Linked DNA regions of Homo sapiens: region 1 is linked to region 2. A link is an interaction called in ENCODE POLR2A ChIA-PET data of the cell type or tissue named here. Cell type or tissue: OCI-LY7. All regions are shown on one strand.

Region 1 (5,000 bases), 82 kb before region 2:
CACTTGAGGTTGGGAGTTCAAGACCAGGCTGACCAATATGGAGAAACCCTGTCTCTACTGAAAATACAAAATTAGCCGGGTGTGGTGGCACATGCCTGTAATCCCAGCTACTCGGGAGGCTGAGGCAGGAGAATCGCTTGAACCTGGGAGGTGGAGGTTGCGGTGAGCTGAGGTTGTGCCACTGCATTCCAGCCTCAGCGACAGAGTGAGACTCTGTCTCAAACAAACAAACAAAAAAAGGAAATAAAAATCCAGGATCCAACCACGAGGCACTCCTTGTGTCTTGCTGCCTTCCCCGGGGCCCCTCTGAGCCGTCCCCAGCCTTGGCGTTCTTGCCCTTCCAGGGGGACAGGCTCCGCAGGCCCAGGCTGAGCTCTGGATGTGTCTTCATTTCCTCCTGGCTGGATGCAGGTTGGACATTTTTGGCCGGAGCAGCACTGGGACACGCTGTGTCGGTCACCTCCAGGTGTCCATCTGTCCCTCAGCAGGTGATGCTGAATGTGGCCGCCTGGTTGAGGCCCAGTTCTCCCTCCCTTAGATGTGGGAACGCAATCTGGGTGCTGCGTGGCCGCGCCCCCCGACCCCCGTCACCCAGGGCCAGCAGCTGCAAAATGGCCATTTCCTGCCTCTATTCCATTTCTGCATCTACTGGCTGGCATTTCTCTCTCACCAAGGGCCCCTCCACTTTAAAAAGTCTATCAGTACAGACTTGCAGGTTTAAAAAAATTAATGTGTTAACATGCATTACTGTCATCTTTTAATTACTTATTTTGAGACAGGGTCTTGCTCTGTCACCCAGGCTGGAGTGTGGTGGTGCAATCATAGCTCACTGCAGCCTCCAACTCCTGGGCTCAAGTGATCCTCCTGCCTCAGCCTCCTTACAGGCATGTGCCACCACACACGACTAATTTTTATTTTTATTTTTGTATAGATAGGGTCTTGCTATATTGCCCAGGCTGGTCTTCAACTCCTGAGCTCAAGGGATTCTCCCACTTCAGCCTCCCAGAGTGTTGGGATTACAGGGGTGAGCCACTGCATCTGGCTCTTTTAAAATTTTTTGATGGTGGTAAAATCTATGTAACATTTATCACGTTAACCATTCATAACGCACAATCCACTGTTGTCTTATGCTCAGATGGCCTGAGGTCCAGCCAGCGGTGCCCCTCCAGCAGGCGCCCCTCCAGCACGGCTTCTGTGTCTTCGTAACCAGCTCCTGATGTGTTTTGAGTGCGTCCCTGCCTTCCCTGCCCCACACCTGGAATCAGCCTCTCTCCAAGGAGCCTGTCTCAGTCCGACCAGGACTGCTGTGCAAAGGACCCTGGACGGGTGGCATTCATGCCTCACAGCTCTGGAGGCTCGAAGTCCGAGGTCGGGACGCCAGCATGGCTGGGTTCTGGCGAGGGCTCTTCTGGGTTGTGGACTTCCCTTGACTCCTCACCTGGCAGGAGGAGCGAGGGAGCTCTCCGGGGTCCCTTTTATGAGGGCGCTGATTCTGGTCATCTCGAGGGTGTCACCTTCATGACCTACCCACCTCCAAAAGACCCCGCTTCTTTTTTTTTTTTTTTTTTTTGAGTCTCGATCTGTCACCAGGCTGGAGTGCAGTGGCGCAATCTTGGCTCACTGCAAGCTCCGCCTCCTGGGTTCATGCCATTCTCCTGCCTCAGCCTCCTGAGTAGCTGGGACTACAGGCGCCTGACACCACGCCCGGCTAATTTTTTGTATTTTTAGTAGAGATGGGGTTTCACCATGTTAGCCAGGATGGTCTCGATCTCCTGACCTTGTGATCCGCCTGCCTCGGCCTCCCAAGGTGCTGGGATTACAGGCTTGAGCCACCGCGCCCAGCCAACCCCACTTCTTAACACCATCACCTTGCAGGAGACAGGGTTTTGTTTTGTTTTTTTTTTTTTTTTTGAGACAGAGTCTCGCTTTGTCACCCAGGCTGGAGTGCAATGGAGTGATCTCGGCTCACCGGAAACTTTGCCTCCCAGGTTCAAGCGATTCTCCTGCCTTAGCCTCCCGAGTAGCTGGGATTACAGGCATGTGCCACCACGCCCGGCTAATTTTGCATTTTTAGTAGAGACAGGGTTTCCCCATTTTGGTCTGGCTGGTCTGGAACTCCCAACCTCAGGTGATCCACTCACCTCGGCCTCCCAAAGTGCTGGGATTACAGGCGTGAGCCATGTGCCTGGCCTAGGGGCCAGGGTTTCAACACACAAATTTTGGGGAGGACACATTCAGTCCCTAGCAGAACCCTGGTTCCTTTTAGGGAAGATGGGCTTTGGGACCAGAATCTGAGCTCTGGTCTGCACACTGCTCCCGAGGTCTCGCTGCCCCCGAGGTCCCGCCGCCCCCGAGGTCCCGCCGCCCCCGAGGTCTCGCCGCCCCCGAGGTCACGCCGCCCCCGATGTCTCGCCGCCCCCGAGGTCTCACCGCTCCCGAGGTCTCACTGCTTCTAGGCTCTCTCCATGCACAGAGCAGATAAATCTCTGCACAAGTTTGCACCAATACCCCAATGCCCCCAGCCCTCCGGCCCCCCAAACAGGTGTGTGTCTCCCTTCAGAACAGAGCTGCTCAAATGTCACTGGGGTGTGGCCCTGTGCAGGCGGAGGCAGGAGGATCACTGGAGCCCAGGAGGTGGAGGCTGCAGTGAGCTATGACTGCGCCATTGCACTCCAGCCTGGGTGACAGAGTGAAACCCTGTCTCAAAAAAAAAAAAAAAAAAAAAAAAAAAGAGCCCCTTGGAAGGGGCCTACAGGGAGGGGTGTTGGGGAGGGAGAGAGTTCTAACCCACCAGTCAGTCAGTCCCAGAGCAGCAGCCTCGGGACCTCAGCTTGGGCCCCTCTAACGCTGGCTCTATGAATCAGGAGCAGGGGCTGCAGGGGACGGGAGGTTTAGGGATAACCCCGTGGCCTCGGGGACCAGGGTCTAGTTAAGGTTAGTGGCTGTGATACTGTTCTTACTTCAAAACATTATGAAATTGTGGTAGAAAATGTGGTATTACAAAAATGTGGTAGAAAATGCAAACAGTGTGGACAGACAGGAAGCAAAACTGAAAGCCTGTTTCTGCCTGTCAGGGGTCATCCCACAGACAGCTCCTTGCGTCTTTTTTCAGCTCTGTTCAAGTAGAGACTCAGAATGACAGATCCTAATGCTGATTTTCTTCCATTTCCTGGCTTCTCCCTGCTTTACTTATTAGCTTGCTGGCGCTGCCATGCAAAGGACCACAAAGTGAGGGGTTTAAAACAACAGAAACTGACTTTGGGAGGCCGAGGTGGGCGGATCACTTGAGGTCAGGAGTTTGAGACCAGCCTGACCAACATGGTGAAACCCCGTCTCTACTAAAAATACAAAAATTAGCCAGGCGTGGTGGTGGGCGCCTGTAATCCCAGCTACTCGGGAGGCTGGGGCAGGAGAATCGCTTCAGCCGGTGAGGCGCGGGTTGCAATGAGCCGAGATTGAGCCATTGCACTCCAGCCTGGGTGACAGTGAGACTCCATCTTAAAACAACAACACCGCGGGGCGCGGGAGCTCACGCCTGTAATCCCAGCACTTTGGGAGGCCGAGGCGAGCGGATCACGAGGTCAGGAGATCGAGACCATCCTGGCTAACGCAGTGAAACCCCGTCTCTACTAAAAATACAAAAATTAGCCAGGTGTGGTAGCGGGCGCCTGTAGTCCCAGCTACTTGGGAGGCTGAGACAGGAGAATGGCGTGAACCTGGGGAGGCAGAACTTGCAGTGAGCCGAGATTGTGCCACTGCACTCCAGCCTGGGCGACAGAGCAAGACTGCATCTCATTAAAAAAAAAAAACAAAAAAAACAGAAGCTCACTGCCTAGCAGTCTGGAGGTCAGACATAGCACCTAGGCTTGGGCAGGGCTGCTTCCTCCCAAGGGCCTTGGAGAGCATCCGCTTGGCTCCCAGGCTTACAGATGTGCCACCCTGATTTCTGCCTGCGGCCCTCCCTGTGCATCTGTGTCCAAACTCGCCTTTCTATACTGACATCAGTCATATTGGATCAGGGCACATCCTACTCACCACATTTTAACTTGATAACTTCTATAAAGACCCTATTTCAGCCGGGTGCGGTGGCTCACACCTGTATTCCCAGCATTTTGGGAGGCCAAGGTGGGTAGATCTTCTGAGGTCAGGAGTTCGAGACCAGCCTGATCAACATGGTGAAACCCTGTCTCTACTACAAATACAAGGAAAAAAAAAAAAAGCTCAGCGTGGTGACGTGTACCTGTAATCCCAGCTACTCCAGAGGCTGAGAAAGTAGAATTGCTTGAACCCAGGAGGCAGAAGTTGCAGTGAGCCGAGATTGCACCACTGCATTCCAGCCTGGGCAACAGAGCAAGACTCTGTCTCAAAAAAAATGTTAAAAAGCCCCTGTTTCCACATAAGGTCACATTCTTTATTTTTTTTCCAAGATGGAGTCTTGCTCTGTTGCCCAGGCTGGAATGCAGTGGCACTATCTCTGCTCACTGCAACTCTGTCTCCCGGGTTCAAGCACTTCTCCTGCCTCAGCTTCCCGAGTAGCTGGGATTACAGGTGCCTGCCACTATGCCTGGCTAATTTTTGTATTTTTAGTAGAGACGGGGTTTCACCATGTTGGTCAGGCTGGTCTCAAACTCCTGACCTCAGGTGATCCACCCCCCTCGGCCTCCCAGACTGCTGGGATTACAGGCATGAGTCACCGTGCCCGGCCCATATAAGGTCACATTCTGAGGCACTAGGGGTTAGGACTCCAGCCTAAGAATTTAAATTTAAGGGGACACAAGCCACGCCATTTACCTAATCTCAGGCCCTCCCTGCAGTGGGCATGCATGGAGTCACCTTTTCCGTCCTTCTCCCTGGACACAACTGGAGTCTCCCATAGACAGGGTGGTGGCCGTGCCACGGAGCCACGCCACGCCACGCCACGCCACGCAGTGGGGCAGCCAGCACTCACTTGCCCTTCACAGGGAAACCGGCCGGGTGTGGCAGCTCGCGCCTGTAGTTCC
Region 2 (5,000 bases):
AGGACCAGGCTGTGGGTGACGAGGGGCACACCTCGAGGGCTGGCACGGCAGGAGGGCAGCCGGCCCAACCCCCCTACCCCGACCCCTGCCCGAGGGCACCCACCGGCCAGCCCATATTCAGCTACCCCACTTGCCACTCAGGGAGGTGTAGCTGCTCCCGGTATCACTGGGGGTCGTATCCCAGCCCCACCCTTGGGAGCCATCCTATGTGGTCACAGGGGTGAGGGGACCCAGGTGCCAAGTAAACAGCAGCTGCAGTGAGGTGGGGGTCCTAGAACCACACCTGGGGAGAAGATGGCGGGTATGCGGCCAGCCACAGCTTCCTGGCGCTTCCTGGCGAAGTCTGAGATCTTCCAGATGAAGACCCCATCGTAGGTGGATGCCTCCATCTCCAAGACCTTCTGCTCCAAGTCAGCCATCGCCAGGTCCTTGAGGCCAATGCTCCTCTCCAGCTGCTGCACCTGCCGGGTGCCAAGACCACCTTCCCTCTTACAGGAGGGGTGCGGGCACGAGCCCCTGCCTCCCACACCCACCGATCTCCAGCAGGACAGTGCTCTTGGGCACCCCTGGGCTCCATGTTTCTCATGTCCACTCCCTGCACACAAGAACCCAACCCCACCCTCGCCAAGAGGTGGTGGCTCCAAGTCCACACAGAAGCTCCGGGCCAGCAAGCGTGCTCAGAAGCCACACCAGGCCATGCACATCCCCATCCATGGCTGACTCTGCCCTCCCATCAGAGAGAAGAGGCTCCTGCCCACGGCCTGGCCTCTAGGACCTTCCAGGGTTTGGGCCCCTTAGATGACAGGACTCAGAAATGAAGGGGGCCAGAGCCTCCCCTAAACCACACTGGACTGGGGTTTGCAGATGGAGTTCTACATTGTCCGGGCTCTAAAGCTCCAGGACCTGCTAGAACCTGCTGGGGCACGAACACTATCCCCCTTTACACTGTCCTCCTCATGGCTGGCCACCCGGCAGGCACAAACCTTGCTACTCAGGGCTTCAATCTTGTCTTGGTCCAGCCGGTGCTGCCGGCTGCAGGCCTCGGCAGTCATGGCCACCCTCTCCACCTCCCGGTTCAGGACGCAGACAATGTTCTCAAAAGTGGCCGTCTTCTTCTCCAGGCTCTCGCACCTCTGCAGGAGCTCTGACCCCGCGTGGCTCTGGTCTCCCAAGAGGGGCTTTGCCTCCAGCACCGAGCTCAGTAGCATGGCCAGGTGCTCCCGCAGCCACTGCACCTCGTGCTCCTGCTGTTTCTCACCCTCTACCTGCGGACACAGGGCAGGGAGGCTGCTGGCTCCATCCACCATTCGGCTCCCACCCGGGGACGGCCACCAAGACGTGGGCCTCAGCTGAGCTGAGGAGACAGGCCAGGGTCATAGATAGGGATGCCTGGGTGGCCTGGTCATGGCTGATCCTTCTTGTGTATGACAGACTGAAAGTCAGGTGTGTTTAAAGAACGTGAAGCTATAGAACTTAGTTGCAGCCAGGCACAGTAGCTAGCAACTGTGATTCCAGCACTTCAGAAGGCCAAAGCGGGAGGATCATTTGGGCCCAGGAGTTGGAGACTAGCTGGGGCAACATGGCAAAACCCCACGTCTACAAAAAATTTTTAAAAATTAGCTGGGCATGGTGGTGTGTGCCAGTGGTTCCAGCTACTCAGGAGGCTGAGGTGGGAGGATCACTTGAGCCCAGGAGGTTGACGCTGCAGTGAGCCGAGATCATACCACTGCATCCCTGCCTGGCTGACACAGCAAAACCCTGTTTGGAAGAAAAGAAAAAAGGGACGGGACAGGACGAGATGAAGGGATGAAGGGAAGAAGGGGAGGGAAAGAAGGAGGGGGAGGGACAGAAAGGAAGAGAAAAGAAAAATAAAAGCAACACACCATTTTAAAAAAGCTACTCATGACTGGGCATGGTGGCTCCCGCCTGTAATCCCAGCACTTTGGGAGGCCAAGGTGGGAGGATCACCTGAGGTCGGGAGTTCGAGACTAGCCTGACCAACATGGAGAAACCCTGTCTCTACTAAAAATACAAAATTAGCAGGGCGTGGTGGTGCACGCCTGTAATCCCAGCTACTTGGGAGGCTGAGGCAGAACTGTTTGAACCCGGGAGGTGGAGGTTGTGGTGAGCCGAGATCGCGCCACTGTACTCTAGTCTGGGCAACAAGAGCGAAACTCTGTCTCAAAAAAAAAAAAAAAAAAAAGCCACCCACAAGTTCCAGAGAAGCCTGGGCAACATGGTGAAACCCTGTCTCTAGTAAAGCTACAAAAATTAGCTGGGCATGGTGGCACATGTCTGTAATTCCAGCTACTCGGGAGACTGAGGCATGAGAATAGTTTGAACCCAGGAGAGGGAGGCTGTAGTGAGCTGAGATGGTGCCACTGCACTTCCAGCCTGGCCAACAGAGCGAGACTCTGTTTCGAAAATAAATAAATAAATAAATAAATAAATAAATATTAAAATAGGCCAGGTGCAGTGGCTCACACCTGTAATCCCAGTACTTTGGGAGGCTGAAGTGGGCGGATCACCTGAGGTCAGGAGTTTGAGACTAGCCTGGTCAACATGGCAAAACCCTATCTCTACTAAAAATACAAAAATTAGCTGGGCCTGGTGGTGTGTGCTTGTAATCCCAGCTTCCCGGAAGGCTGAGGCAGGAGAGTACTTGAACCCAGGAGGTGGAGGCTGCAGTGAGCCGAGATGGCGCCACTGCACTCCAGCCTGGGTGACAGAGCAAGACTCTGTCTCAAAAATAAAATGAAATAAAACAAAATAAAATAAGAAATAAAAAGCCACCCACAGGGGAAGGTGAAAACACAGGGCTGGAAGCTAGGCCTCCTTAAACATACCTCATTTTATAGACTTGACTTTGCAATTAAATTATTTTCAAATTTCCACAACAAAATTTGAAAATGAGGCCAGGCGCGGTCATGCCTGTAATCCCAGCACTTTAGGAGGCTGAGGCAGGAGGATCACTTGAGGTCAGAAGTTCGAGACCAGCCTGGGCAACATGGTGAAACCTCATCTCTACTAAAAATACAAAAATTAGCCGGGTGTGGTGGCACACAGCTGTGATCACAGCTACTTGGGCCTTTTATCACCTACTTGGGAGGCTGAGGCACAAGAATTGTTTGAACCCGGGAGGCAGAGGTTGCAGTGAGCTGAGATCATGCCACTGCACTCCAGCCTGGGCGACAAAGCAAGACTCAACCTCAAAAATAAATAAATTAATTAATTAAATAAATATATATATATATATATATATATATATATAAACAAAACACTCTAAAAAAATTACAGTAAAAGAAACAAATGGACCTACATGTGTACCCAGCTAGAGGCATGACCACCCAGAGAGCAGAAGGGCACTCAAGACACAAACAGCTGGACGAGAGCTCGCCCTGCATTTTCTCAGAGAGTGCTGCTGTTGGGACCATGCTGTGCGCGGCGTGGAAAAAGCAGGCCCTGGCTGAGCCTGGGGTGGGTGTGCCAGCACGGGGAGATCCTTTGTGCAAACGGGAAGCGAGCATCGCCACAGACTCACGCTGTGTTCTCTCTCATTTCTCAACACCAAGAGGCCCAGAAACAAGGAGCACGGTGGCGGCAGCAAGCACCACTGAGGCCCGGGTGGTCACTACGCAACCTCCCGCACGGGAAGCCTGGGCTTCCTAGAGATGGCAGATGCCACGTCAGAGCAGGAAACAGACAAGAACACGGACAGCAGAAGACTATCCAACGCAGACAAAGAAAATGGAAGCAGCCACGCTCCTTTTCACCATTAGGAAAAAAACACAATACCTAAGGCCACATAGAATCAAGTCAGCAACTGACTCTACCACAAATGCCGTCAAGACATCCCTGTCTTCAAGCAAGGAAGGTGCCCGCCCAGTGAGCTGGCCAGGGGAGGGTCTGCACCCACGGCCTGCCCCTCTCCATCCATCAGGCACACACCTCAGCTGGGGACCACCTCTGGGCCCAGTACTCCTCGAGGGTCCTGACCTCAAGGGGCTCCTGTTGTACAGGGCAAGACGGACAAGAGACAAAGACACGAGGTGCTGGCGACAGAGGGGCAGAGTCTGCAGGGGTGGAGCAGGGGGGTCCACCTGGAGAGACCCAGGCGCCTGGCCATTGTGCCAGTGCCCAAGTGCCTGGGGTGGGCACAAGTGGGCATGCCCAAGGAAGCTCAGGCCAGCGAGCAGGGCAGAGGAGATAGCTGAGGGGAGGGAAAGATCACAGGAGCAGGCCACTCTGAATGAGAAGCCATGAGGAAGAGCTGTGATCGATTTCCATCTGTGAACAGGCCAGAACGGAAAAGAACGGGGGTCCCATAAGCGCCTGAGCCTGGGTCCCAGTGAGAGATGAGGATGATGTGGACAGGGCAGTGACGGCTGGGGGGACCATTTGAGGGTAGACGAGACCTCTGTCAGCCCGAACGTGAAGCATGAGGCGAGAGGAGGGGCCCGAGTGCCTGCTGGTGGCGGAGGGCTCAGCGACAGCCGCTGGGTTAGAGTGCTGCCCTTTTCTGTGTGAGATGGGGGCAGGGAGACAGCGGCCAAGGAGTGGTCGTGGCGAGCCGGCCGGGTACATCTGAGACGTGCACTCAACACCCAGGGAGGCTCAAGGCGACAGGTGGGCACACACACTGGGCATCCTCAGAGACAGGTGGCAGTCAAAGCCAGGCACTACAATGCCACCAGGAGGGAGTGGACAGGGCTGCCAGCCCAGAGACCAAGCTGGGAACACTCGGACAGCCGGGGCAGGAGGAGGCAGTGCTGCAGAGGTGGCTGAGGAGCAGCTGGAAGGAAACCAGGAAGCACTGGGCTGGAGGCAGTGAAGACCACACCCAGGATGAGGGGTGGCCCCCAACCTCAGACCCCCCGACTCACCGTCTCGAGGCAGCCGATGGCGTGGAATCTGCAAGGGACTCGACACTTGCCACAAGTCTTGACGTGGTCCTGAAACTACAAGGGAGTGACGTCACAGAGCCATCTTTCTCTGTTCTG

What was found. Peaks named below come from ENCODE experiments on the same cell type or tissue, not always from the same donor. Only the 100,000 strongest peaks of a DNase experiment are listed, where the experiment ranks them.
Region 1: POLR2A ChIA-PET joins it to region 2 with 14 read pairs; 7 of 35 experiments call an interaction of 5 or more read pairs at or near these places.

Annotation. Positions count from the first base shown.
Region 1 is chr9:136,998,406-137,003,405 of GRCh38, reverse strand. No RefSeq gene overlaps it. Among named protein-coding and RNA genes, the nearest start is that of CLIC3, 4.3 kb to the right of the region's middle. RefSeq lists an enhancer at 3,121-3,240. In OCI-LY7, no CTCF peak of the experiment used is centred here; a DNase peak (open chromatin) is centred at 3,065; H3K4me3 peaks cover 519 bases.
Region 2 is chr9:136,916,499-136,921,498 of GRCh38, reverse strand. It overlaps TRAF2 (TNF receptor associated factor 2), which reads right to left. Exons shown (of 11, transcript NM_021138.4): 7 at 4,884-4,958; 8 at 984-1,265; 9 at 284-461. Among named protein-coding and RNA genes, the nearest start is that of FBXW5, 26 kb to the left of the region's middle. In OCI-LY7, no CTCF peak of the experiment used is centred here; no DNase peak of the experiment used is centred here.